2 separate regions of the Homo sapiens genome follow, and region 1 is linked to region 2. Evidence: chromatin loops called from intact Hi-C (ENCODE). Cell type or tissue: heart left ventricle. All regions are shown on one strand. Each heading gives the region's core, and the rest is flanking DNA. Links, peaks and the distances in the headings are about the cores only. Region 1 overlaps RAPGEF1 (Rap guanine nucleotide exchange factor 1). Region 2 has its middle 28 kb from the start of PRRC2B.

What was found. Hi-C counts contacts between places; a loop is a spot of excess contacts. Peaks named below come from ENCODE experiments on the same cell type or tissue, not always from the same donor. Only the 100,000 strongest peaks of a DNase experiment are listed, where the experiment ranks them.
Region 1: it touches region 2 in a loop (2.4-fold over the local background); 2 of 110 quality-filtered maps call a loop at or near these places.

The regions. Positions count from the first base shown.
Region 1 is chr9:131,570,918-131,587,080 of GRCh38, reverse strand. RAPGEF1 (Rap guanine nucleotide exchange factor 1) reads left to right here. Exons shown (of 27, transcript NM_001377935.1): 23 at 2,485-2,563; 24 at 2,669-2,770; 25 at 4,379-4,476; 26 at 6,690-6,818; 27 at 7,434-10,306. The coding sequence ends at 7,584. Among named protein-coding and RNA genes, the nearest start is that of PRRT1B, 33 kb to the right of the region's middle. RefSeq lists enhancers at 7,653-7,732, 7,933-8,062, 8,093-8,142. In heart left ventricle, for the core only: no CTCF peak of the experiment used is centred there; a DNase peak (open chromatin) is centred at 6,973.
Region 2 is chr9:131,359,274-131,372,699 of GRCh38, reverse strand. No RefSeq gene overlaps it. Among named protein-coding and RNA genes, the nearest start is that of PRRC2B, 28 kb to the left of the region's middle. RefSeq lists an enhancer at 12,915-13,426. In heart left ventricle, for the core only: a CTCF peak has its summit at 5,705 (motif pointing left); no DNase peak of the experiment used is centred there.

The DNA.
Region 1 (16,163 bases), core at 3,216-11,215, 210 kb before region 2:
TGTGTGTGTGTGTGTTTGAGACGGAGTCTCGCTCTGCAGGGGTGTGTGTGTGTGTGTGTGTGTGTGTGTTTGAGACGGAGTCTCACTCTGCAGGTGTGTGTGTGTGTGTGTGTTTGAGACGGAGTCTCGCTCTGCAGGTGTGTGTGTGTGTGTTTGAGACGGAGTCTCGCTCTGCAGGTGTGTGTGTGTGTTTGAGACGGAGTCTCGCTCTGCAGGTGTGTGTGTGTGTGTGTGTGTGTTTGAGACGGAGTCTCGCTCTGCAGGTGTGTGTGTGTGTGTGTGTGTTTGACGGAGTCTCGCTCTGCAGGTGTGTGTGTGAGACGGAGTCTCGCTCTGCAGGTGTGTGTGTGAGACGGAGTCTCGCTCTGCAGGTGTGTGTGTGTGTTTGAGACGGAGTCTCACTCTGCAGGGGTGTGTGTGTGTGTGTGTGTTTGAGACGGAGTCTCTGCAGGTGTGTGTGTGTGTGTGTGTTTGAGACGGAGTCTCGCTCTGCAGGTGTGTGTGTGTGTGTTTGAGACGGAGTCTCGCTCTGCAGGTGTGTGTGTGTGTGTGTGTTTGACGGAGTCTCGCTCTGCAGGTGTGTGTGTGTGTGTTTGAGACGGAGTCTCGCTCTGCAGGTGTGTGTGTGTGTGTGTGTTTGAGACGGAGTCTCGCTCTGCAGGTGTGTGTGTGTGTGTGTTTGAGACGGAGTCTCGCTCTGCAGGTGGGTGTGTGTGTGTGTGTGTGTTTGAGACGGAGTCTTGCTCTGCAGGTGTGTGTGTGTGTGTGTGTTTGAGACGGAGTCTGGCTCTGCAGGTGTGTGTGTGTGTGTGTGTGTGTGTGTTTGAGACAGAGTCTTGCTCTGCAGGTGTGTGTGTGTGTGTGTGCGTGCGTGTGTGTGTGTTTGAGACGGAGTCTGGCTCTGCCGCCCAGGCTGGAGTGCAGTGGCGCAATCTCGGCTCACTGCAAGCTCTGGCTCCCCTCAAGCTCCACCTCCCGGGTTCACGCCATTCTCCTGCCTCAGCCTCCAGAGTAGCTGGGACTACAGGTGCTCGCCACCACACCCAGCTAATTTTTTGTATTTTTAGTAGAGACAGGGTTTCACCGTGTTAGCCAGGGTGGTCTCAACCTCCTGGCCTCGTGATCCACCCACCTCAGCCTCCCAAAGTGCTGGGATTACAGGCATGAGCCACCGCTCCCAGCCTAGTCTTTAATTCTTAAAGCAAAATGAATCCCAGTAATGTGTTTATAAACCAGAGCTCTTGTCTCTTCAAGAGGCGACAAAGCCCCCATAGCAGCTCAGCATCAGGCAGGACCCCCTAGAGCTCAGCAGCTGTGCCACCCCCACCCACCCACTGTTGCCTCCAGGAGAATGTCTGATGTGTTTTAAAGGCCCCGAGATCATCTCCCGTTTGCCTATCTTCCTCCCCACAGAAGCACTCCATCCTGGGGAAAAGCATGTTTAGCTATGGCAGTCCAGCGTAGGGTTTTGCCCAACAGGATGTGGTTTCTAAAGCAGACGGAAGCTGCACACAAGGCCCCAAGCCTGGCTTCTGACACCAGCCTCTGGCTGGGTGCAAGAAGCTCAGGGGCACACTCCACAGGGCCTGGCTGCACAGAGGTGCGAGTGCAGTGGCTCACATCTATAATCCCAGGACTTTGGGAGGCCGAGGCAGGAGGGTCACTTGAGCGCAGGAGTTCGAGACCAGCCTGGACAACATAGAGAGACGCCCCCCCCCTACAAAAAATTAAAATTAGCCAAGAGCAGTGGTGCACACCTATAGTCCCAGCTACTCGGGAAGCTGGGGCAGAAGGATCAGTTGAGAACAGGAGTTCAAGACTACAGTGAGATATACTCACAGCACTGGGTGACAGATCAAGACCCTGTCTCTTAAATAAAAAAGAAGAACCAGCAGTGCAAAGTGCGGCACCACCTCCAAGTGACCCTGGTAGTGGCCCCTGTGAACCACAGGAAATTGAGGCCAGGGTGACATCCCTGCTGCATTTATCACACAGATGAGACTGGCCTTTGGCTTTGGTCTCGGCTTTGGTTGCTACTAAGGTTCTGAGAGTTTCCTTCCCTCGTGGCTGCCCAAGGTGACCTCTTACCTCACGTGCTAGCGGGTCTCCCCGAGCCAGTCCTGCATCACACAAGGAACTTGCCCAGCCCCCTGGTACTTGGGGCCCATGCTTGTCAGGAAAGGCTCTGCTTTCATCCTCCCATGCTCCACCTGCAGATTCGAAGCCCCCTTTGGGCCTTCACCAGATTTCCTTATGGTCACCAGATTTATTGTCACCAGATTTCCTTGTGCCTCTGTCCCAGGATGTTATGAGCTCCTGGAGAGCAGAAACTAGATCTATGCCTGGGGCAGGCTGCAGGTATTCAGTAGGGGTGGGCTCGTGGCCACTGGCATGGGGGTCGTACAGGTCCTGTCTCCACCAGGACCCCTGGGACCTGCAGGGACTTGTCAACTCAGCTGTTTCTTTTTCCCTTGGTCCATGCAGGGTCCGGTCCATAATCATGTTACAGGAAAAGGCCCAGGACAGGGAACGGCTGCTCTTGAAGTTCATCAAGATCATGAAGGTAATGGTGGCCAAGTCCTTCCCAGGCCCCCATCATCAGTCCCTGCTCTGGGAGCCCGGGACCCGCCTGCCCTCCTGCCTCACGGCACCGCCCCTCTCTCGGCAGCACTTGCGGAAGCTGAATAACTTCAACTCCTACTTGGCCATCCTCTCTGCCCTGGACTCGGCGCCCATCCGCAGGCTGGAGTGGCAGAAGCAGACTTCAGAGGTGAGTGGCCTTGGGGCGTGGGCGGGAGGGTGGCTGGTAAGGGGGGCCGCCCAGCCCTCAGGCGACTAGCTGTGGCAGAAAGTGCTCCCACTGGAGCAAATGCTGGGCCTAGGCCCCTGCTCTGCCACCGACATGCTGTGTGACCAGAACAGCTGCCCTCCCGCCTTCCTGTCTCTGATCCCCAATCTTCAGGCCCCCGGGAGCTTCGAGGTTGGTTCTGGGGTGGTCACATCCCGGTGTTCTGCTGCCACCCAGCAGGCCCATCCCTGGGTTCCCGCCTCCCCCGCCCGCCCTCAGCCCGTTCTTCTGAAGGGTCTGCTTCGGGCCGGGCACTGCGGTAGGTGCTGGGGACGCACTGTGAACAGCCCAACATGATGTTGGGTGAGTTTCTGCTAGATAAGCACTAAAAGAAGAAGGGTGGGCAGGTGGGCCAGCCCAGAGGAAGTGTCACTCATGCCACCATCTGCAGAGGAGGAGGAGTTTCCTGGGAAGGGAAGAGAATCAAAGGGGACAAAGGAGTGCACAGCCAGGAGCAGGTGGGGGTCAGCACCTCCAGGGACAGGAGGAGGCCAGGGGACCACATCCCGGGAGAAGGGGACCAGTTCTAGGTCATGAGAGCCTCAGGAGCCTGGTGAGGAGTTGGACCTTTATCCTGTGTAGGGAAATAATATTGCAAATGGGGGCAAAACCCATGGCTTTTGAGTGTCAGCCAGGCCACCCAGGGGTCATGTCAGGGACCCAAGTTCAGCCAGGCCACCCAGGGATTGTGTCAGGGACCTGAGTGTGACCAGACCACCCAGAGGTCATGTCAGGAACCCGAGCGTCAGCCAGGCCACCTGGGGGTCGTGTCAGGAACCCGAGTGTGACCCAGGCCACCCAGGGGTCATGTCAGAGACCCGGGTGTCAGCCAGGCCACCCAGGGTCTTCTTGTTCAAGCCCATGTTCAGGGATGGTTGTAAGCTAGTGTATGGGGAGAGGTGGGAAATTCACACGGCCTCTGCATGGGGGGTCCTCAGGAGGCAGCACTTCAGGGAGAGGCACGTAACAGGAGAAGAGGCAGGAGAGGGGCCTTCTGAGTGGGGCAGGGCTGGCTGAGTCTCCTAGGTGGGAGCCCCCCACCCCTGCAGGAGAGAAGCCACCCAGCCCTGGGGAGGGCGAGGTCACATGCTATCTTTAGTTGGTCCTCCCTGAGTACAGGGCAGAGCAAAGGCAGCTCCGAGTCAGGAGTGACGCCACTCAGTGTGTGCCTGGGAAGCTCCTCTGGCTGCACCGCCGAACAGGGCCAGGCAGGAGCCCATCTTCCGGGATGTCGTATACACACAAGCGCTGGCTGCCCAGGCACAATGAGTACTGTGGGGTGTTTCTCCACAAAACGGCCTGAAGTCCCCTGTGACCAGGGGTTGGGCTGACACTCGTTGAAAAGGACAGAATCCCTGCTGGCCAGGGCCAGGACCCACACCTGGCTGGGTGTTTGTGCGTAGTGGGACCTGTGGAGTTGGGCAGAGGGTGGTTGACCCTCCAGTTAGTGAGGAGGACCAGGGCTCTGCCCCAGCATTGCCCCAGCACTCGCTCACCCCTGTCCGGTCCTGTCCTGTCCTGTCCTGCCAGGGCCTGGCCGAGTACTGCACACTGATCGACAGCTCGTCCTCCTTCCGAGCCTACCGGGCCGCCCTCTCGGAGGTGGAACCGCCGTGCATCCCGTACCTGTGAGTAGCAGCCCCTCCAGGCCCCCAGCCCCGCCTGGGTTTGCCTCCATTGCTCTGGGGAAGATCTGTCAGGCTCCAGCAGAGAAATCTTAATTTAGGGGTTTCTAACGGAGACATTTGTACTTGGTTTTACTTAAGGTTCTTGTAATACAGTTATAATGCATAATATACAATACATATATATAATATAATATATAATGCTTCTTATAATACAGTTTAAACAGAAAAGAAGCGCTCAGGTGAAGAATACGGGTTCTCCTTTCCCAGCCCCCAGCCCCACTCTCATTTCCTTCTGTAGCCTGCCCGTGAGCATGTGCAGCCATGCTTGTGACAGATGTATGGCTCCTCTCCCCACACATGGCATCACACAGTATTCCAGTGTCCTCACACGTGGCTGCGCATTAGAACAACCTGAGGATGCACGGCCACCCAGGGACCTTGAGAGCCTTGGTGTAAAGAAGTTCAGAAAGTGCTTCCTGAGCGTGGACCATGGGCGAGAGGAAATATGTGTTTCATAGAAAAGGGACGTAGCGGAATAACCAAAACCAAACAAGTGTCTGTTGCAGGACTTACGAGAGCCTTTAGTATATACTAGTAGACACTGAGAATCTCCAAGAGACCAAAAGCGCAGCAGCATCCCAGTGCTGAGTGTTCAATGGCACATCCTATAGGGTTACTGCAGGGCTGCCCTCGAGGCCTCAACCCTCAGAGATACAAATCCCCAGGCTTCCTGCTCTGAGCACTAACAGTCTTTCCCACTGTGGCTCTACATCTGCTCCCTCAAGCTGAGTTCTCCCTGAGTGGAGGAACTGCCCCTGTCTTTCTCATCTGGCCTTAAGTCCTCTGCAGTCAGAAGCACCTATTAAGTTACTACACCTTGTTTGTTTCTTTGTTTCTTTGTTTGTGATGGAGTCTCACTCTGTCACCCAGGCTGGTATGCAGTGGCATGATCTTGGCTCACTGCAATCTCTGCCTCCTGAGTTCAAGCAGTTCTCCCACCTCAGCCTCCTGAGTAGTCGATGGGACTACAGGCATGCGCAACCACGCCTGGCTAATTTTTTTTTTTTGTATTTTTTTTAGTAGAGACGGAGTTTCACCATGTTGGCCAGGCTAGTCTCAAACTCTTGACCTCAGGTGATCCACCTGCCTTGGCCTCCCAAAGTGCTGGGATTACAGGCAGGAGTCACCACACCCAGCCAGTTTCTTTGTTTAATAAAGACGGAGTCTCTGTCACCCAGGCTGGAGTGCAGTGGTGCAATCATAGCTCACTGCAGCCTTGAACTCCTGGGCTCAAGGAATCCTCCCACATCGGTCTCCTTAGTAGCTGGGATTACAGGTACACGCCACCATGCCCAGCTAATTTTTGTATTTTTTGTAGGGACGAGGTCTTGCTATGTTGCCCAGGCTGGTTTCAAACTCTTTTTTTTTTTCTTTTTTTGAGACAGAGTTACGTTCTTGTTACCCAGGCTGGAGTTCTTGTTACGTTCTTGTTACCCAGGCAGTGGCGCAATCTTGGCTCACTGCAACCTCCGCCTCCCAGGTTCAAGTGATTCTCCTGCCTCAGCCTCCCGAGTTGGGATGACAGGTGTGCACCACCATGCCCGGCTACTTTTTGTATTTTTAGTAGAGACAGGGTTTCACCATGTTGGCCAGGTTGATCTCAAACTCCTGACCTCAGGTGATCCTCCCACCTTGGCCTCCCAAAATGCTGGGATTACAGGTGTGAGCCACCACACCCAGCCTAGCTGTTCTCAAACTCTTGAGCTCAATCCTCCTGCCTTAGCCTCCTATAGTACTGGGATTACAGGTGTGAGCCATTGCACCCAGCCCACCACACCTGTTAATAAAAGGAGATCTCTGCCCCTGCCCCCTGGTTTGGGTTTTGTTATTTTTTTTTTTTACTGCTCATTTGTTAATGTTACTTTAGCAGCCCACAGCTTCGCCCTTATGGGTTGAGCCATGGCAGCCGCATCACCCTCAGGCTCCTCATCAGCATACTGGCTTCCGAGGTCCCCAGCAGGTGCTTGTGGAGCCAGAGGCCAGAGGCTGAGGCGGGAGTTTGTTCTGGGAAACAGACACCTCAGACTGGCTCTTTGGTTTGCTCTGGGGTTTGGAAGCTGCTCACTGCGAGTCCTAGCGCCTGACACATGTCTCTAGCCCTTGCTGCTTCCAAACCCCGTAGCAGTAACAGGCTGCCTAACCCGTCCTCCCAGGGGGCTGATCCTGCAGGACCTGACCTTCGTTCACCTGGGAAACCCAGACTACATCGACGGGAAAGTGAACTTCTCCAAGCGGTGGCAGCAGTTCAACATCCTCGACAGCATGCGCTGCTTCCAGCAGGCGTGAGTGCCACTGCCCCGGGGGGACCAGGCAGAGCTGAGCCCCGGGCCACACACAAGGAGAGACAGCCCGGGACACCGAGGGGAGGGGGAGCCACAGAGGACCCAGGGACCTGCCACTGCTGAGATATAGTCCGGGCCCTTCAGTTTCTGCCAGGATGACTTGAGAGCATGCCCACCAGGCTCCATGCCAGGCCTAGCCTGGCCCTGGGCCTGGACCCCGTGACAGCACAGCTCGTCCTCCCATTTTACACACCAGAAGCTGGTGCCCACCTTGCTGTGAGAAGGGCCTGACAAACCCTGGCCTGCCTGACTCTGAGGCACCAGAGCTCCCCCAGGGCGGGCCCTGGCATGCGTTGTTGGGGGCAGTGGGATCACCTGGGGCCCCCTCCCTGTGAGCAGCCCAGCCTCAGGGCCCTGTTTGTGCTCCATGTGCTGGTGGCACCGTCTCTGAGCACTGGTGTCCCCTCTGTCACATTGGTCAACGGTAGCCCCTGCAGCATCCGTTTGCTGCGAGGCTGTGGGGATGGTCCCCGCGGCACCTTCCAGGAGGGTGGCGCCATCGGGCCATCCAGCCCACACAGGTGCTCACTGACTGCTCCCCATCCCCTGCACCAGGCACTATGACATGCGGAGGAACGACGACATTATAAACTTCTTCAATGACTTCAGTGACCACCTGGCTGAGGAGGCCCTATGGGAACTGTCTCTGAAAATTAAACCCAGGAACATAACAAGGAGAAAAACAGACCGGGAAGAGAAGACCTAGGAGCAGACGCCGGGATCCAGGAGAATGCTCGAGGGGCGCAGAGGGCAGCTCCCAGACCGGAGAGGACCTTGGACCTGTTAGGCGCATGGCAGGAGTCCCGGCCTCGGAGCCATGAGGCTGGCCAGCCCTCAGCGGGGCCGGGCGGGAGCTGGAGCCTGCCAGCCGCTTCCTGCCTCCTTCCTCTGTGGGAGCAGACCCGTGGGCCTCAGGGCAGCCAGCAGGCAGGTCTTGTTGCCAATTTACAAACCGGTGGTTTTCTGGTTTGGTTTTGTTTTCTGCTTTTACTTCCATCTCTCCCCTCTTGACCTTCCACCCACTCCCCTCCAGGGAGAGAGCAGCAGAGACCTCATCAGCAGACCAAGGAAGTGGTGGGTGCTCCCCCTCCCTAAGCTCCAGGGTCCCTGAATCTTCTGAAATCTCAAATGAGTGGAGGCCTCCTGGGGTGGCCTGTCCTGCAGGGGCCCTGGAATGGGGGCAAGCAGCTGGGTGGGCAGAATGCAGAGTAGACTCGGGGGAGGATCCTTTCACTTTCCGCTTCCCCTTCTGATGCATGGAGGATGGTGTGAGCTTTTCAGCAGGCCCGGAAAGGTACGCAGGTGACGCCTTAGCAGCCCCGCAGCTGGTGCTCTGCCCCGCGGTACTGGCGCCATCAGGGCCTCCCTTGCCCGCCTGAGAGCAGCAGCAGTCTCTGTCATCCCGTCGCCCCTTACCCCCCACCCCAGGCCACTGGGCCCCTCCCACACCACCTGGGGAGCTGAGAAGAGGAGGCTGGAGTAAGGGAGGACTTGATCATCCAAGAAATACTTTTTATTGCTGGGAGTCTTCTGAACCTCACCAAACTGAGGCCAGAGCTGAGCTCCTGGGGGAGTTAATTCAGAGGGGAGAGGCCAGCACCTCCCTCCTCCATCGCTCGCTGTGTGCCTTAAACTCCATCTCATGTCCCTCCCCATCCCCTGGCTTTCCCTCCCTCCTTGCCCCATCCTGGGCCAGCCAGCAGGGCTCCTCCTCTGGCTCTTCAGACCTTTCAGCCAGTGCTGTCAGTGCCCCTGGGAGGGAAGGGCATCCCTGAGGCACCCGAATGGTCCCTCAGGGTGCAGGGAGGCAGAAGCCTGGCCACAGAGGAGCCTCCTAAGGCAGCAGCTGCAGCAAGCGCACCCTCTCCCCACTCTCCCCACGCCAGAGCGGCTTCCAGAGCAGATGCTGTTTCCATCCTCCTCGTCAAAACCATTCTCGCTGCTGAGCTTGACAATCTGGGCAAGGCTTGTGGGGCGCTTGACAAACAGAATCTGCCCTGTGCCGCCTGGTTCCGTGGCCTCCAGCATGAGCCTGCAGGCAGGGCGCTGCGGGAACCCAGTTGTGCTGCCCCAGCCCATGCCTCCGGGTCTGCTGTGCATGAATGAGTGCTCACTTGTCCCGGGTTTAGGACGTGGTCAAGTGAACAGCAGGGTCTAACTGTGCTTACTTAGCCCAGTTCAAACAGAACAAAGGAAAAATATAGAAAGCAACATCTGTTGATCATTTAGGTTTTTTTTTAAACCACCATGTCACTTTGAGTCCTTCATGGGTTTTTGAACAGCATTTATCAAGAAGAAAATGTGGGCTTTTTCCCCTCTCCCGTGTTTTGTTTGTCCTGTAGATAGAGGGAGGAAAGCCGTGCAGTGGCAGGCGGGACCCCCTCTGGTGGCGGGACCCCCTCTTGCGGTGGTCTTGCGGGGCCAGCCGGGACCTGTCACTTTATTATTTAAGGAGTGTGTGTGTAGAGTCGCTGGCTTATTAACAGTATTGTGTGTGGGTTGGGTTTTTAGTTTGTTCCTTCTTTTTGAAGTCCCTTCATTTCAATCCTTGACTCTCTCTCCCCTTCCCTTGCCCAGCTCTGTTGAATGCTGCTGTGCGCGTGTGAGGGCCGCTCTGCACACAGGGCCCTTGGGTTGTGTGAACTGAAATTCTCCCTGTATTTGTGAGACTCGCAGGAGTCCCCATCTGTAGCACAGGCAATGCCAGTGCCATGCTGCAGCCTCAGAAACCAGGCCTCTCACTCCAGCAGCAGGCAGAACCGTGTCTGTGGTCGGGTGCTGTCCACAGCTCTGTCTGCCTTGTTCTTGGGCTTGAGCTGGATAGAGGTGGGGTCTCTTCACCTTCCCTGAATTCAGAACAGACCCTGTGCCTGGCCCCAGTGTGCCCAGGCAATTCCCCAGGCCCTCACTGGGAGCCCTTGGTGTTCTGAGCAGCAGGGCCCAGGCAGCACATGAGCAGTGCCCAGGGGCTCCCTGCGTGAGGACGGCAAGGTGCGATGTATGTCTAACTTATTGATGGCAGGCAGCCCCCTGTGCCCCCTAAGCCTGGCCCTGGTTATTGCTGAGCTCTGTGCTCAGTGCTGCGGCCTGGCCGTGGCTCGTCTGTTCCTTTGGGGGGCCCGGGCGGGTTGTGGGAATCAGTCTTCACAGACAGACGTGAGCCAGGCGGAGGACTCGTTCCTTGCAGAGGTCAGTCCTCACCTGCAGGTGTCGGGGTGTGGGGGGGCAAGGAGGGGCAGGCACACACCATGTCTGACCTGAACCCGATTCTGGGGAGCATCTTCCCGCTCCGGCCCCACGACCTCCACAGGGTTACATTGTAATATATATGCCCCAGCTAACCTGTCTGATGGTGGCATCTTCCTGCAGACATTTCAAACATGTAACTTTTATATGAAAAAAAATAAACACAGATGAAAGCTGCCCAATGCCATGTCCGCGCCCAGCTGCATGTGTGCAACTACAGTGACAGCCCAGCCTGCTCCATGCTGGCCTTGCCATCTCTTTTCTGAGACCCCTGTCGCAGGCGGGGCTCCTGGGAGGCTGGGGTCATTCAGCTCCACTCCCAGGCCCACTTGCTGCCATTGGGGTAGTCGTGGCTGAGTGAAATGGACGTCACCAGAACTTTCCCTCCTAGGCCTTGTGCCCTAGAAGCATTCAACTGGACAAAGAATTGCTCGTGCTCCAGAGGTCGGTTCATGCACAAGAGCCCCTCACCCCAGTGTCCTGATGAAAAGGGCATTCCTCGGGTGGGATTCGGGGGCACAGGCTCTAGAATTGCTCCTTCGGGGCCCGGAAGCACTGTCTTTATGGCGTGCCTTTTGCGGTGTGTCCTCTGCCGCCCAGGAGGCAGCACACAGAGGCTCGGGCCCAGCCCCAGTGAAGAACAGCAGAGCCTCTGCACTTACAAGGGACAGAGTGAGGAGGCCCCAGGGATTCCAGTCCCTTCTCTGCCCCGAGGTGTGCTGTGTCCCCTCCATGCGGAGTAAGGCACGGGGCCCAATGGCTCTGGGAGGCCATTTGTCTCCCTGTCTTCCTTGTCCTCCCACACCACAGCCCACCTGTGCCCCATTGTTTCCATCCTAGCACCTGAGACCAAGCACCCCAGCATAGCCACCCAGGGATGGCGGGGATCAGGGCCAGCCCTCATATTCACCCTGGTTCCCAGTCCCCAACTTTCAGCCCCACGGCGGCCCCTGGGGAAGCCCAGGATCTCTGCATCTCTCTGTACCTGATCGTGCAGAGGTCAGGCCTGGTGAGGAGGAGGCATCTCCCCTCATGCCCCGCAAAGGCAGCAGCTTAAGTCTGTCCCTTTAAAGGGAAGGGGCCAAGTATTCCTGGGCTGATCACAAGATCTGATAGAAGGGACCCTGCATCAGGCAGGCATCAACCATCCAGAGCTGTTGGCTGCCTGTGTGTCAGGCGCCAACGCCAAAGCCTCCATGAACCTCGTAGGTGATGGAAGCCCAGGTTCTCTCTTTTGTTCCTTGTGTCCTCGGGCAGATTGCTCAGCCACTCATGCCTCAGGCTCCTCATTATCTGCTTTTGTCCATTTCGACCAATGAGCACACAGAAGCCCGAGAGAGACCAGTCCACTCCTGAGTCCTCCACTCGCATCTCCCTCCCCTGCCAGCAATGCCAGGAAGCTGGTCTGGCCCCAACAACCCCAGTGAGCAGGAGGTGATGTGCCAGGTATGGACCTCAGGCCTCAGCCTTCCCACCAGGGCTGCGGGGCAGCAGCTGCTGCGACCCACCCTGGTCTTTGGTGACCGGCAGACCGCGAGATTCACCAAGGGAGCCGCCATAGTCACGGAGGAAACACCTTGGCTTCCACCCCACCCCCACAGTGTCCCCGCCCAGGACCTGCGAGTGTGCATGCTTAGCCAGTAACCCAGGAGGCTCAGATGCCTGCTCCAACCAAGAACTGCGGTCCCCCCGAAGGTGTCTGAGCTGAGGGCCCCAAGCCTCCCACCTGCTCTGACCTTGCAGTAGGTCGACAATCTGGGTCCCGCCCCCAGTGGTGCAAGGCTGGAGAATGGGGTATGATGGCTGACTGCTCATTGTTCCCCCTGTGGGATGGGAGGCAGGCCCCAGCATTCATTCAAACCTTTTTTTTCATTCATTCACTAGGGGTGCATTATTTAGGAAGCAGTCAAGGTGTGGTTCGGGCCATCTGAGTCCCTCATTGGCTGCCAGCAGTCTGGGGGAATATGTCCTTGGCTGCAAAGGGCTGTGTCCTGACTCTGCAGCTGATAAGCAAAAGGACCCTGGGTAAGTGGTTTTCTTCTCTGCTTGGCAGTTTCCCCAGCTGGAAGTGGGGTAATAACAGACTCTGCTTTCTAAGGTCTCACAAAGTTTCAATGAGTTAATACTTGGATATAATAATATTTTGGGGTACCAAGCACTTTGCAGACTGCTTTACCTCATTCACTTCTCTTAATCGAAAAATCACACAGGCTGGGTGCAGTGGCTCATGCCTGTAATCCCAGCACTTTGGGAGGCCGAGGCAGGCGGATCACATGAGGTCAGGAGTTCGAGGCCAGCCTGGCCAACATGATGAAACCCCGTCTCTACTAAAAATACAAAAATTAGCTAGGCATGGTGGCAGGCGCCTGTAGTCCCAGCTACTCAGGAGGCTGAGGCAGGAGAATGGCGTGAACCCGGGAGGTGGAGCTTGCAGTGAGCCGAGATCACACCACCACTCCAGCCTGGGCGAGAGCGAGACTCCTAAAAAAAAAAAAAAACCCGGGTATGGTGGTGGGTGGTGGGCGCCTGTAATCCCAGCTACTCAGGAGGCTGAGGCAGGAGAATCGCTGGAACATGGGAGGCAGAGGTTGCAATGAGCTGAGATCGCACCACTGGGCTCCAGCCTGGGTAACAGAGTGAGACTCTGTCTCAAAAAAAAAAAGGGAAAAACTAAACTTGTTTTATGAATGGAATATAACCTTGACATCGAATCAAAACAAGGACAGTACAAGATAATTACAAGTCCGTCTGATGTATGAATACTGATACAAAACTTATAAAATCATCTTAGCAGCCCCAAACCAGCATCACATAAAAATCAGTCCTTCCTGACCAGGTTGGGCTTATCTCAAAAATACAAGGATGGAATAATTTCAATCAGTTAATGGATGTCACTGACCCCATGCTAGACGCTGCTGCTCCACACGTCTGGTTTGCATCTCCTTCCTGGGCACACAGGGGACTACACTTCCCAGCCCCCTGCCTGAGATCTGAGAGGCAGACACATGTCACTGTGGGCTGGGCGTTTAAGGACTATTGTGCAGCTCCCTACTTAATCTTTCCCACCCGCGGTACTCCTGGAGTCTGGGTGTTGAGATGGCAGAGCCCCAACTTGGGGGAGCCTGGTCAGGGAACACCCCACTCACCCACACGGGGCTTGCTTGATGTGAATGAAAAATGAAGCCATGGAGACCAGGGTTTTTTTTCACGGCATGGCCTCGCTTCTCCCGAATGTACCACGTTAACAAATTAAAGGGAGAAAGCCATAGAATCACCGCAATAGTCACAGAACAGCCTTTGTTAAAAATGCAACATCCATTCTTTTTTTTTTTTTTTTTTTTTTTTTTTTTTTTTTTTTTTTTTGAGACGGAGTCTCGCTCTGTCGCCCAGGCTGGAGTGCAGTGGCGCGATCTCGGCTCACTGGAAGCTCCACCTCCCGGGTTCACGCCATTCTCCTGCCTCAGCCTCCCGAGTAGCTGGGACTACAGGCTCCCGCGACCACACCCGGCTAATTTTTTGTATTTTCAGTAGAGACAGGGTTTCACCATGTTAGCCAGGATGGTCTCGATCTCCTGACCTCGTGATCCACCCACCTCAGCCTCCCAAAGTGCTGGGATTACAGGCGTGAGCCACCGCACCTGGCCATTATTTTTATTATGAATAACAAAAATTCAGGGTTTCGCTTTTGTCCCCCAGGCTGGAGTGTGTGGCATCTGCTCACTGCAACCTCGACCTCCCAGGCTCAAGCGATTCACCTCACCCTCCCAAGTAGCTGGGCATATAGGCACGCACCGCCAGACCCAGCTAATTTTTTATTTTTTGTAGAGACCAGGTTTTACCATGTTGGCCAGGCTAGTCTTGAACTCCTGAGCTCAAGTGATCCACTCATCTCGGCTTCCCAAAGTGTAGGGACTACAGACGTGAGCCACCACAGCCGGCCAAAAACCTTTTTGTTAACTAGAAATAGAAAGCCTCTTTAATCTGATGAAGGTTAACTTCCAAGATCGTATAGAGACATACTTAATTGTGAAATATTCAAAGTGCTTCCTTTAAAATCAGAAACAAGAGAATGATCCCACTAACTCCTTGTCTGTTCATTGTACTGGAGATCCTTGCCAATGATGTAAGAAAAGTAAATGACTGAGAGATGAACAAGAAAATCTATCAAGGTGGCTAGCTATACAACCAAATAAAAAGTTCAGCATATTCCTATATACAGTCAGTCAGCAATCAGAAAATGTAATCCTTTTTTTTGTTTGTTTTTTGAGGATTTGGGGTTGTTTTCTGTTTTGTTTTTGTTTTTGTTTTTGTTTAATGGTGTCTTGCTCTGTTGCCCAGGTTGGAGTGCAGTGATGTGGCCACAGCTCACTGCAGTCTCAAACTTCTGGTCTCCAGCAATCCTCCCACCTCAGCCTCCCAAGGAACTCAGATTACAGGCACGTGCCACCACGCCCAGCTTCAAAAAATGTAATTCTTAAAGGACCCCATTTATACTAGCATCACAAGTCTTAAGGTCCTAGACCAGCAAAAGATGTGTGAAACCTTTATAGGAAAAATGATAAGATTTTATTAAAAACCATAAAAAAAAAACCTTAATAAATTGAGAGGTGTGAATGTTTGTGGATAGGAAAATTAACTTTCTGGGAGTTTTTTGAGACAGGGTCTCAACTCCCATCACCCAGGCTGCAGTACAGTAGTGTGATCTTGGCTCACTGCAACCTCATATTCCTGGACTCAGGTGATCCTCCCACCTCAGCCTCCTCAGTAGCTGGGACTACAGGTGCATGCCACCACCTCCAGCTAATTTTTTTTATTATTATTTTTAGTAGAGACGGGGTTTTGCCATGTTGCCCAAGCTGGTCTCGCACTCCTGGGCTCAAGCAATCCACCTGCCTTGGCCTCCCAAAGTGCTGGGATTACAGGCATGAGCCACCACACCCAGCCAATTTTTGTAAAGATGTCACTTCTCCCCCAGATAATGTATAAATTCAAAACTATTCCAAAGGAAATCAAAGAAGGACTTTATGTGGTCCTTGATGAAGTTAATTCTAACATGTGTTAAAGAATTACCACTCTGGCGATTCCACCCAGCCATCCTGCTAGGAAAGCTTGATCAGATTTTAAAACCCTACCTGCAGTCAGGTCAGGTGGCTCTCACCTGTAATCCCAGCACTTTGGGAGCCCTAACTGGGTGGATCACTTAAGATCAGGAATTCAAGACTAGCCTGACCAACATGGTGAAACCCCGTCTCTACTAAAAAAGAAGGTACAAAATTAGCCAGGTGTGGTGGCGCATTCCTGTAATCCCAGCTACTTGGGAGGCTGAGGCAGGAGAATCGCTTAAACACGGGAGGCAGAGGTTGGAGTGAGCTGAGATCGCGCCATTGCACTCCAACCTGGGCGACAAGGGCGAAACTTCGTCTCAAAAAATAAAAATAATAATGTAATATATATAATAAAACCCTGCCTAAAGTCATCAGAGAACTAGGAGAGAAGGAGGAATTACTGGGCCAAGATTCAGGAAGAGACAGGAGGGAAGCCTGACACCTGGGGCCATGTAATGTAAAGGGCGTCTGACAATTCCAGATGACGTGGCCGAGGAACTGAGCAGAACTTCAGACAAAAGAGTAGTTAAGGAAAAAAGGGGAGAGTCTAGAACTCACCAGGCTTTGAATTGAAACCTCAGGGAGCTGCCCTGCAGGTGGAAGGGTGACCCATGACAAGTATACCAACCCTCACAGGGACAGAGCCAGCTCCAGATGGTCTCAGTCCCTGAAACTGGATTAAGATGATTCTGGACACCTAGCAACCCAGGCACTTGCCAGAAACAAAGGCAAAGAAACTGGAGAGGTTTGGCCAGGCACGGTGCCTCACGCCTGTAATCCCAGCACTTTGGGAGGCCAAGGCGGGTGGATCACAAGGTCAGGAGATTGAAACCATCCTGGCTAACACGGTGAAACCCTGTCTCTACTAAAAATACAAAAAATGAGCCGGGTGTGGTGGCAGGCGCCTGTAGTCCCAGCTACTCGGGAGGCTGAG
Region 2 (13,426 bases), core at 1,999-9,998:
CTCTCGGTTACAAACCCATCTCCAGAGCCAAGTGGGGGAATTGAGGACATTTGGTCAAAGGAGAAGGATCCAGAACTGTGACCAGCAGAAATTGGTGCATGGCCTCTCATTTCTGTAGTTTTTTATCGGTGGGGGAAAAAGAACAAAACCAAAAACTCCCTGTCCTCGACATAATTCTCTGTAGGAGAAGGAACCTCTGTGGGAATGAGCTTATCTGCAAAGATCATCGTGAAGTTGTTAAAGAAGTTAAATGGAAGACTCGCAAGAAATTCATCACAACAAAAAGCTAAACGTTTTTTTGGATGAAGATTTGTTATCTGTGAGGTGTATGAGGCCCAGGAGAGATCCGGTTCATTTTCTGAGAGAAGATTTTTGGAAGGTTTATATGAATTCTCAGTCACGCTGTACTTTCTGGTGTGATAAAGCTAGGCAGTGGCAAGAATGGCAACAGCCTGAAAACATGCAAAATTTCCATGTTATCAGAAAAACAGGAAAGGATAATGGTAGATCTTACTTCTGATGCCACTTGTTTATTATATTTAATAAGCTGACACGATCCTGTCTAGTGAAAATCCCTGCACGCAGTGCCCCTTGGGCTTGCTGAACAAGGGTAACATGCCACCGGAAGTATATAATGATACCAAAAGATGAAGTCCATCAGTCAGTCACCTTCGTGATAATATCTCCAAGGGACCTAGGGAAATAGTGAGGCTTATGCATATAAAGAGACACCATATGAGGCAGAAATTAGGTGACTTGAACAGCATTCTGCTTTAGAGTTGTTTTGAAAATACTCCCGGCCGGGCGCGGTGGCTCATGCCTGTAATCCTAGCACTTTGGGAGGCCAAGGCGGGCGAATCACTAGGTCAGGAGTTCGAGACCAGCCTGACCAACATGGTGAAACCTCGTCTCTACTAAAAATACAAAAATTAGCCAGGCGTGGTGGCATGTACCTGTAATCCCAGCTACTCAGAAGGCTGAGGCAGGAGAATCGCTTGAACCTGGGAGGCGGAGGTTGCGGTGAGCCGAGATCGCGTCAGTGCACTCCAGCCTAGGTGACAGAGCGAGATTTCTTGTCTCAAAAAAAAGAAAGAAAGAAAATACTCCCAAGTCAGATTTTTTTTTTTTTGAGACATAGCCTCACTCTCTCCCAGGCCGGAGTGCAGTGGTACAATTAACAGCTCACTGCAGCCTCAACCTCCCAGGCTCAAGAGATCCTTCCATCTCAGCCTCCTGAGTAGCAGGGACTACAGGCATACACTGCAATGCCAGGCTAATTAAAAAAAAAAAAATTTGTAGGCCGGGCACGGTGGCTCAGGCCTGTAATCCCAGCACTTTGGGAGGCCGAGGCAGGCGGATCACGAGGTCAGGAGATTGAGACCATCCTGGCTAACACGGTGAAACCCCGTCTCTACTAAAAATAGAAAAAATTAGCTGGGCATGGTGGCAGGTGCCTGTAGTCCCAGCTACTCAGGAGGCTGAGGCAGGAGAAGGGCGTGAACCCAGGAGGCGGAGCTTGCAGTGAGCCGAGATCGCGCCACTGCAGTCCAGCCTAGGCGACAGAGAGAGACTCTGTCTCAAAAAAAAAAAAAGGAAAAAAAAGCATATTTTGTAGAGACTGGGATCTCACTATGTTGCCTAGGCTGGTCTCAAACTCCTAAGCTCAAGCAATCCTCCCACCTCAGCCTCCCAAAGTGCTGGGATTATAGGTATGAATGCCCAGCCCCAAATTAGGTCATTAAGAGCATTCCAGATCATTAAAATTATCTAGGGAGATAAAAACACACAGGATTGTTCATCAGTGTAGGAACACCCAAAAGTAATCTTCAATTGTTTACTTGTATCTTGGTAACCAAAGACCATTGTGTTCTTCAGAACCAGTAAGGGGCATGCATGCTGAAACATGAATAGTAACTCATACTACACAAACAGCCAGTGCACTCTGACTTCACGTCCTAGCCCTGTGCAGGTGCTTTACATGCATCAATTCATTAAATCCTTACGACAACCCTCTGCAGCAGGTACTATTATTACCCCACTTTATTTTATTTTTATTTATTTATTTATTTTTTTGAGACAGGGTCTCACTGTTGCCCAGGCTGGAGTGCAGTGGTGCGATCTCGGCTCACTGCAACCTCCGCCGCCCAGGTTCCAGTGATTCTCTTGCCTCAGCCTCCTGAATAGCAGGGATTACAGGCGTCTGCCACCATGCCTGGCTAATTTTTGCATTTTTAGTAGAGGCAAGGTTTCACCATGTTGGCAAGGCTGGTCTTGAACTCCTGACCTCAAGTGATCCATCTGCCTCGGCCTCCCAAAGTGTTAGGATTACAGGCATGAGCCACTGTGCCCGGCCTTATTGCCCCACTTAAGAAATGAGGAAACTGGCCAGGTGCAGTGGCTCACACCTGTAATCCCAGCACTTTGGGAAGCTGAGGTGGGCGGATCACAAGGTCAGGAGATCGAGACCATCCTGGCTAACACGGTAAAACCCCGTCTCTACTAAAAATACAAAAAATTAGCTGGGCGTGGTGGCACGTGCCTGTAATCCCTGTGACTTGGGAGGCTGAGGCAGGAGAATCTATTGAACCTGGGAAGTGGAGGTTGCAGTGAGCCAAGATCATCACACCATTGCACTCCAGCCTGAGTGACAGAGCGAGACTCCATCTCAAAATAATAATAATAATAATAATAAATGAGGAAACTGAGGACTAGAGAAGTAATTTTCCCAGCGAGTAACTGACTGAGCCAGGATGTGAACCCCTATGCAGCTTATCACAGACCTTCTGCTTTCTGTTGTGCTGCAGCACCTCACCAAGGTGACACACAGGAACTTGGCCAGGCAAAGAATGATGGCACATTTACACCATGGTGAGTTTTTGTAAAATTTATTAAGAGATTTTTGAAATGGATCCATTGGCCAGGTGCAGTGGCTCATGCCTGTAATCCCAGCACTTTGGGAGGCTGAGGCGGGAGGATCACCTGAGGTCAGGAGTTCGAGACCAGCCTGGCCAACATGGTGAAACCCCATCTTGACTAAAAATACAAAAATTAGCTGGACGTGGTGGCGGGCACTTGTAATCCCAGCTACTCAGGAGGCTGAGGCTGGAGAATTGCTTGAACCCGGGAGGAAGAGCTTGTAGTGAGTGGAGATCGTGCCATTGTATTCCAGCCTGGGCAAAAAGAGCGGAACTCCGTCTAAAAAAAAAAAAAAACAAACTATCTTTGTCCTGTTAAATAGAGGATCTTGGACATAGTTAAACTTTTCTTTTTTTTTGAGACAGAGTCTCGCTCTTTCACCTAGGCCGGAGTGCAGTGGCACTATCTTGGCTCACTGCAAGCTCCGCTCCTGGGTTCACGCCATTCTCCTGCCTCAGTCTCTGAGTAGCTGGGACTACTGGCGCCTGCCACCGCACCCGGCTAATTTTTTGTATTTTTAGTAGAGATGGGGTTTCACCATGTTAGCCAGGATGGTCTCAATCTCCTGACCTCATGATCCGCCCGCCTGGGCCTCCCAAAGTGCTGGGATTACAGGCGTGAGCCACCACGCCTGGCCCAACCTTTTCTTAATAGCTTAGCACTATTGTTAGTATTTATAACCTGTCTTAGCATGTCTGGACCGCTATAACAAAATGTCATAAAATGAGTGGCTTACAAACAACAGAAATGTATTTCTCACAGTTCTGGAGGCTGGGAAGTTCCACGAGCAAGGTGCTGGTAGATTCATTGTCTGGTGAGGGCCTGCTTCCTGGCTCAGAGACAGCTGTCCTTTGGCTGTGTCCTTACATGGTATCCACCTCTCGTGACTTAATCATCTCCCAAAAGCCCCATTGCTCTCTTTATTTATTTATTTATTCATTTTTGAGACGGAGTCTCGCTCTGTCACCGGGCTGGAGTGCAATGGCATGATATCAGCTCACTGCAACCTCTGCCTCCCGCTTCATGCAATTCTCCTGCCTCAGCCTCCCAAGTAGCTGGGATTACAGGTGCATGCCACTACACCCGGATAATTTTTGTATTTTTAGGAGACACGGGGTTTCACCATGTTGGCCAGGATGGTCTCAATCTCTTGACCTCATGATCTGCCCACCTCAGCCTCCCAAAGTGTTGGGATTACAGGTGTGAGCCACCTTGCCCGACAATTCTTTTTTTTTAAATTCTTAGTAGAGACAGGGTCTCGTTATGTTGCCCAGGCTGTTCTTGAACTCCTGAGCTCAAGTTATCCTCCTGCCTCAGCCTCCGAAAGTGCTGGGATTACAGACCTGAGTCATCTGGCCCAGCCCAGCCCCATCTCTTTATACCATCACCTTGGGGGGCTAGGATTTCTTTTTTTTTTTTTTTATTCTTTTTTTTTGAGACGGAGTCTCGCTCGCCCAGGCTTGAGTGCAATGGTGCGATCTTAACTCACTGCAACCTCCGTCTCCTGGGTTCAAGCAATTCTCCTGCTTCAGCCTCCCGAGTAGCTGGGATTACAGGCATCCGCCACTGTGCTGCTCGGCTAGTTTTTGTATTTTTAGTAGAGACAGGTTTTCACCATGTTGGCCAGGCTGGTCTTGAACTCCTGACCTCAGGTGATCCGCCCACCTCGGCCTCCCAAAGTGCTGGGATTACAGGTGTGAGCCACCACGCCCGGCAGGGGCTAGGATTTCAACATATGAATTTGGGGCAGCAGGGGTGGAAACAGTCTGTGTAACATTGTCATCCTGTGCTTTAGGAAAATTCTGTTTTGTTCTTTGGATTGCTGTTACTTTATTATCAGGCTCCCAGCCAAAACTCCCTGTGGCCATGGTCTGTCTCAAACAGTACCTTTCTCCAACCAGCTCTCTCCACCCTCACCCCCAAAATGTGGCTGATCAAATCCTTTGGGCTAAAAATCAAAATATGAATTGTTTTTTTGTAAGTATTATAATTTAGCATGAGGTCTTTGTGATAATAATTTCTTGCCCCAGAGATCTTTTTTCCCATTTATTTCCAGTTAAGAATATGATTTGAAAGTCTGTGTTGCTGAGAGATTAACAAGCAGATAAGCAGGTTCCGGGTGTACTTCCCTAACTACCTGGTAGTATTCTTCACAGCACAAGCTGGTGATTCCTTTAAAAAAAATTTTTTTTTTTTTTTTTGAGTCAGTGTCTCACTCTGTCACCTAGGCTGGAGTGCAGTGGCAGGATCATAGCTCACTGCAGCCTTGAACTCCTGGCTCAAGCAATCCTTTCTCCTTACCCTCCCAAGCAGCTGGGACCATAGGCGTATGCTACCATGGCCAGCTAATTTGTTTTTATGTTTTGTAGAGATGGGGTCTCACTGTATTGCCCAAGCTGGTCTTGAACTCCTGGGCTCAAATAATCCTTCCACTTCAAGCTCCCAAAGTGCTGGGTAAAAGTGTGAGCCACTGCTCCCTGTTGTTGACCATAGATTCTTGGGCTCTCAATGCAATAGAAATCGTCATGAAGCCTGGAGTTTTCCCAGGAAAGACTTAGTTGGAGCTTATGCCTGGACATATGAAGGTAGCACGGGAGGCAGAAAGAGACAGAGAGGAGAATTCCCTGACTGCCTCTCTAAAAAGAGTCAGTAGGGCTTTTTTATTAGGCAAAGTGTGGGAATTAACGTCAGGGGTAGGGTGGTGTGCAGACTGGACTGGGCAAAACACTGAGGGGTAGGGTATGCAGGTTAGCATGGCCGGTTGCTATGGTTGTCTTGACTAAGGGGCCACCTGGTGGTCTGGCTGGTAGCAAGGCTATAAATCAGTTGCTCAGCATTCCTTCCCAGGGTGGAACACGCCACAACCTTGGTTTCATATTTGGATTTCCTAAAGCCAGTTCTTGGCATTCCTTAAGTAAAAGGCGTGGTTAAACATTATGGCATCAATGAGGCAGTGGAGTGGGGTTTGTGATCACTGGGAATGCATGGAAGAATGCTCCAGTGGGAGTGAGCTGAAGCCAAGCCCTGTTCCCACTCTTTCTCATCTCAGCCCTGAAACCTTTGCAAAATTATGACAGTGAAAGACATCTAGACCAGGCGCGGTGGCTCACGCCTGTAATCCCAGCACTTTGGGAGGCCAAGATGGGCAGATCACCTGAGGTTGAGACTAGCCTGGCCAACATGGTGAAACCCCATCTCAACTAAAAATACAAAAATTAGTCAAGTGTGGTGGTGTACACCTGTAATCTCAGCTACTCTGGAGGCTGAGGCATGAGAATTGCTTGAACCCAGGAGGCGGAGGTTGCAGTGAGCTGAGATTGCATCACTGCACTCCAGTCTGAGTGACAGAGCGAGAATCTGTCTCAAAAAAAAAAAAAAAAAAAAAAAAAAAAAAACCAGAAAGCTGACATAGTTGACTCCATCTTGCTTCTAACCCCCAAGCTCTCCTTGGTCATTCCTGGGCTTAGGCCAGGCTAACTTTGGGGAGAATCTAGTTTATAGTTTAACCTTAAAGCAAGGATGATAGTAGTACTTTCCCAAACTAAACTGCCTTTGTAAAACTAATGCCTGGTCAGGCGCGGTGGCTCACCCTTCTAATCCCAGCACTTTGGGAGGCTGAGATGGGCGGATCACCTGAGGTTGGGAGTTCGAGACCAGCGTGACTAACATGGAGAAACCCCTGCCTCTACTAAAAATACAAAAATTAGTTGGGCATGGTGGCACATGCCTGTAATCCCAGCTACTCGGGAGGCTGAGGCAGGAGAATCGCTTGAACCTAGGAGGTGGAGGTTGTGGTGAGCCGAGATTGTGCCATTGCACTCCAGCCTGGGCTACAAGCATTGCACTGCAGCCTGGGCTACAAGAGTGAAACTCCATCTCAAAAAACAAAACAAAACAAAACAAAAAAACTAATGCCCACTGGTCCTGTGGCCCAACTCACAGGAAGACTCAGTGCTCAAGGAGCATTTTGCACACCCCCATGATCACATTCCCGACCAATTACCAGCACCTGTTCCCTAGCCCCTGCCTGCCAAACTATCCTTGAAAAAGCCTAGCCTCAACATTTTGGGGGAGACTGATTCAAGTAGTAACTCTGCTCTGGACAAACCATACCTTTCTCCAACCATCTCAAAAATAAAATACAAAAAAATTGACTAGGGGTGTTGTTGCCTGCCTATAGTCCCAGCTACTTGGGAGGCTGAGACAGGAGAATTGCTTGAACCCAGGAGGTGGAGGTTTCAGTGAGCCGAGATTGTGCCACTGCACTCCAGCCTGGGGAACAGAGCAAGACTCCATCTCAAAAAACAAAAAAACAAAAACAAAACGCCAGACAGGCTGGGTGCCATGGCTCTCTCCTGTAATCCCAGCACTTAAGGAGGCCAAGGCAAGAGGATTGCTTGAGCCTAGGAGTTTGAGATCTGCCTGGGCAACAGAGCAAAACTTTGTCTCTAGAAAAAATTTAAAATATTTATTTATGTAATATAAACTTTTTTTTTTAAACCAGACAAAAGGGACAGTCGTGGTGCCCATAATCCCAGTGCTTTGGGAGGCTGTGATGGAAAGATTGCCTGAGACAAGCCTGAGTAATATAATGAGACCTCATCTCTCCAAAAAAAAAAAAAAAAAAAAAAAAAAAAATGGCCTGGCACGGTGGCTCGCCAGTAATCCTAGCACTTTGGGAGGCCAAGGAGGGTGGATCACCTGAGGTCAGGAGTTCGAGACCAGCCTGACCAACATGGAGAAACCCTGTCTCTAATAAAAATACCAAATTAGCCGGGCATGGTGGCTCATGCCTCTAATCCCAGCTACTAGGGAGGGTGAGGCAGGAGAATCGCTTGAACCTGGGAGGTGGAGGTTGTGATGAGCTGAGATTGTGCCATTGCACTCTAGCCTGGGCAACAAGAGCGAAACTCCGTCTCAAAAAAAAAAAAAAAAAAAAAAAAAAAATTGGCTGCGGCACACGCCTGTAGTTCAAGCTGCTACTTAGGGAGCTGAGGAAGGAAGATCACTTGAGCCCAGTTCAAGGTTACAGTGAGCTATAATTGTGCCACTGCACTCCAGTCTGGGCAACAAAGAGACCCTGTCTCGAAAAAGAAAAGTCAGATAAAGAATACACATGGTGGCCGGGCGCGGTGGCTCACGTCTGTAATCCCAGCACTTTGGGAGGCTGAGGCAGGCGGATCACGAGGTCAGATCGAGACCATCCTGGCTAACACGGTGAAACCCCGTCTCTACTAAAAATACAAAAAAATTAGCCGGGCATGGTGACGGGCGCCTGTAGTCCCGGCTGCTGGGGAGGCTAAGGCAGGAGAATGGCGTGAACCCGGGAGACTGAGCTTGCAGTGAGCTGAGATCGCGCCACTGCACTCCAGCCTGGGTAACAGAGCAAGACTCCGTCTCAAAAAAAAAAAAAAAAAAAAAGAATACACATTGCATGATTTGATTTATAGAAAATGCTAGAAAATACAAACCAAAGGTGACAGATCAGTGATTTTCTAGGGTTGGGGGTTGGGGGTAGGAGGAGTAAAAGATAGATTACAAAAGAGCAGGAAGAGGCCGGGCATGGTGGCTCACTCCTGTAATCCCAACACTTTGGGAGGCGGAGGCGGGTGGATCACCTGAGGTCAGAAGTTTGAGACCAGCCTGGCCAACATGGTGAAACCCCATCTCTACTAAAAATACGAAAATTAGCTGGGTGTGGTGGCAGGCACCTGTAATCTCAGCTACTAGGGAGGCTGAGGCAGGAGAATCGCTTGAACCAGGGAGGCAGAGGTTGCAGTGAGAGCCGAGATCTCGCCACTGCACTGCAGTCTGGGCAACAGGGCGAGACTCTGCTTCAAAAAAAAAAAAAAAAAAAAGAAGCAGGAAGAACCCAATGAGGGTGAAGGAAATATCATCTTGGTTGTGGTAATCATTTCACATGTGTAGACATAGGTCACAACACAAAAACACATCAGATTTTACACTTCATATATGTGCAGTTTATTGCACATTAATTATACCTCAGTAAAGCTGTAGAAGAATAATAAAGCCATCTTGAAAAAAGAAGTGAATGAATGAGGATAGTATTAGGCCAGGAGCCATGGCTGGTGCCTATAATCTCAGCACCTTGGAAGGTCAAGGGAGGAGGATCACTTGAACCCAAGAGTTCGAAACCAGCCTTGGCAACAAGATGAAACCCCATCTCTACAAAAAAACAAGTACAAAAATTAGCCAGGCATGGTGACACATGCCTATAGTCCCAGCTACTTCGGAGGCTGAAGAGGGAGCATCACCTGAGCCGGGGATGTGTTGGTTGCAGTAAGCCGAGATCTTGCCACTGCACTCAGCCTGGTTGACAGAATGAGACAAGAAAAAAAAATGTCAAACTGACCCTTTTTCAAGGCCCAGGACTTCAATTAATCCAGAAGATTATTTGAAATGTGGATTTACACCCATTTATTTGAATGAAGAACCTCACTCTGGGCATAGATGGGCCTTGAGATACTGGGTTACATAATATGACTCCATCCCAAGAACCGGAGCATGTGAAAATCAAATGTCCAGGTGAACCTCTACAATTTCTCCAGTGATTTTTAAAGTTGTGTCATACTTAATCCAGTGCTTCCCCCAGAGTTTCTTCAAACTTAATGATAAATGATTCAAAGCCTTTTTTGAGACAGGGTCAGCTTTTTTTGAGACAGGGTCAGCCACCCAAGTAACTGAAACTTACCAGCGTGTGCCACCAAGCCTGGCTAATTTTTTTGTATTTTTTGTAAAGATGGGGTTTTGCCATGTTGCCCAGGTTGGTCTCAAACTCCTGAGCTCCAGTAATTCTCCCGCCTCGGCCTCCAAAAGTGCTGGGATTACAGGTGTGAGCCACTGCGCCTGGCTTCTTTTTTGAGGTTTCTTAATAGCAAAAGCAGAAACTTGCATACCGTTGGGAATCATTTGTTCTTCCTGTCAGATAAAAATTTCTGGCCGGATGCGGTGGCTCAAGCCTGTAATCCCAGCACTTTAGGAGGCCGAGGCGGGCGGATCACGAGGTCAGGAAATCAAGACCATCCTGGGTAACACGGTGAAACCCCGTCTCTACCAAAAATACAAAAAATTAGCCAGGCGTGGTGGCGGGCGCCTGTAGTCCCAGCTACTCGGGAGGTTGAGGCAGGAGAATGGCATGAATCTGGGAGGCAGAGCTTGCAGTGAGCTGAGATCGCGCCACTGCACTCCAGCCTGGGCGACAGAGTGAGACTCCGTCTCAAAAAAAAAAAAAAAAATTCTGCAGTAAAAACTGTAACAGAAATAAAAATAAAATCTGGCAAGGAACTAAAATATATTTCTTCATCAATCACATGTATCATTGGAAAGCCAGCAGAAAGCAAGGCTGAATTTGAACAAAGTATTCAGGGTCAGACGGATGTTATGAATGTTTTTAGCCTGTCTCTGCTTATGGCAGAAAGACCATACTTCTTATTTATTTATTTATTTATTTGAGACGAGTCTCGCTGTCACCCAGGCTAGAGTGCAGTGGTGCAATCTCGGCTCACTGCAACCTCCGCCTCCCGGGTTAAAGCTATTCTCCTGCCTCATCCTCCCAAGTAGCTGGGATTACAGATGCCCACCACCACACCCGGCTAATTTTTTTATTTTTAGTAGAGACGAGGTTTCGCCGTGTTGGCCAGGCTGGTCTTGAACTCCTGACCTAAAGTGATCCACCCACCTCGGCATCCCAAAGTGCTGGGATTACAGGCGTGGGCCACCGTGCCCAGCCCAATTTTTGTATTTTTTGTAGAGATGGGGCTTTGCCATGTCGCCCAGGCTGGTCTCAAACTCTTGGGCTCAAGCAATTCTCCCACCTCAGCCTCCCAAGGTGCTGGGATTACAGGCATGAGCCACCATGCCTGGCCTAGTTTTTAAATTTATTTTTCTTTTCAATTTTTTAGGGACGGGGTCTTGTTACAGTAGGTAGCTAGTCAGGCATGAGCACAGCAGGAGAGGGCCCCCCCAACCAGGAATGTCCGCCACCATCATGTAATGGTTAAGCGGTTGTTAACTGTCTCTCTAACATAATAATTGTTCAAAAAATAATGTGGGTGCCAGACACTGTGACTCAGCACCAGGCAGCAGAGAAAGCAGTCTCCTAATAAACAGGAACACCTGAAACTGGGGATCAGCAGCTTCCTGATAAGATCTCAGGAGCTGGACAAGTAGGCTCGAGCATGTGCATTAAGAGGCAAAATGGTAGGGCTTAACTGGTATATGAACTTCTAGGGGCATTTGACTGTTAAGGGAAGAATGCCTCAAGTGAACACGTGCACAGCTCCAGGAAACACACTGTGCATGCTCACCTCCCAAGTGCTGGCAGCCACTGCGCATGCGGACAGCCCACCCCAAGGGAAGAATGAGGGGAGAAGGGACACAAGACCCCGGAAGCATGCCAACATATAAAACCCCAAGTCAAAAGGCCAAACTGCTTACTTGATCTCTCAAGTCACCCGCTTGGCCCTTTTCCAAGTGTACTTTACTTCCTTTCATTCCTGCTCTAAAGCTTTTTTTTTTTTGAGATGGAGTTTTGCTCTTGTCACCAGGCTGGAGTGCAATGGCGCTGTCTCGGCTCACTGCAGCCTCTGCCTCCCAGGTTCAAGCGATTCTCATGCCTCAGCCTCCGAAGTAGCTGGGATTACAGACGCCCGCTACCACACCTGGCTAATTTCTGTATTTTTAGTAGAGATGGGGTTTCACCATGTTAGCCAGGCTGGTCCCAAACTCTTGATCTCATGTGATCCACCCTCCTTGGCATCCCAAAGTGCTAGGATTACAGGCGTGAGCCACCGCGCCTGGCCAGGATGCTCTTCTTACTTTTCTTTTCGTTTTTTTTTTTTTTTTGAGACAGAGTTTCACTTTTGTTGCCCAGGCTGGAGTGCAATGGCACGATCTTGGCTCACCACAAACTCTGCCTCACGGGTTCAAGGGATTCTCCTGCCTCAGCCTCCCGAGTAGCTGGGATTACAGGCATGCACTACCACACCCGGCTAATTTTGTATTTTTAGTAGAGACAGGGTTTTGCCATGTTGGTCAGGCTGGTCTTGAACTCCTGACCTCAGGTGATCCACCCGCCTCAGCCTCCCAAAGTGCTGAGATTACAGGTGTGAGACACCGTGCCTGGCCGCTCTTCTTTCTTTTCTCTCTTTTTTTTTTTTTTTTTTTGGGACGGAGCCTTGCTCTGTCGCTGCAGTTGGAGTGCAGTGGTGCAATCTTGGCTCACTGCAACCTCTGCCTCCTGGGTTCAAGCGATTCTCCTGCTTCAGCCTCCCGAGTAGCTGAGATTACAGGCACCCGCCACTGCGCCCAGCTAATTTTTGTATTTTTAGTAGAGACAAGGTTTCACTATCTTGGCCAGGCTGGTCTTGAACTCCTGACCTCGTGATCTACCCGCCTTGGCCTCCCAAAGTGCTGGGATTACAGGCATGAGCCACCACGCCCAGCCTCTTCTTTCTTTTATAAAGCATTCTTTCCAGCTGTCACAGACATAGGGCCAAACGAATAGCTCTTGGGAAGTATTAAATCAAGGTGTATATGTGGGTTTTCTTTTTGTTTTTGAGATGGAGTTTCACTCTTGTTGCCCAGGCTGGAGTGCCATGATGCAATCTCGGCTCACCACAACCTCCGCCTCTGGATTCAAGCGATTCTCCTGCCTCAGCTTCTCAAGCAGCTGGGATTGCAGGGGCAGGCCACCATGCCTAGCTAATTTTTTTTTTTTTTTTTTTTTTTTTGAGACGGAGTTTCACTCTTGTTGCCTAGGGTGGAGTGCAATGGCATGATCTTGGCTCTCCGCAACCTCCACCTCCCGGGTTCAAGCAATTTTTCTGCCTTACCCTCCGGAGTAGCTGGGATTACAGGCATGAGCCACCACACCTCGCTAATTTTGTATTTTTAGTAGAGACGGGGTATCTCCATGTTGGTCAGGCTGGTCTTGAACTCCCGACCTCAGGTGATCCGCCCGCCTCGGCCTCCCAAAGTGCTGGGATTACAGGTGTGAGCCACTGCACCCTGCCATAATTTTTGTATTTTTAGTAGAGATGGGGTTTCACCATGTTGGCCAGGCTGGTCTGGAACTCCTGACCTCAGGTGATCCACCCACCTCAGCCTCCCAAAGTGCTGCTATTACAGGCGTGAGCCACTGTGCCTGGCCCATTTTGTTTTTTGAAACAGGGTCTCACTCTGTTGCCCAGGCTGGAGTGCAGTGGTGTGATCATGGCTCACTGCAGCCTCGACCTCCCAGTTTCAAGTGATCCTCCCACCTCAGCCTCTCAAGTAGCTTAGACTATAGGTATGCGCCACCATGCCTGGCTAACTTTATTTATTTTTTATTTTTTTTTGAGACGGAGTCTCGGCTCTGTCGCCCAGGCTGGAGTGCAGTGGCACGATCTTGGCTCACTGCAAGCTCTGCCTCCCGGGTTCACGCCATTCTCCTGCCTCAGCCTCCCGAGTAGGTGGGACTACAGGTGCCTACCACCATGCCCGGCTAATT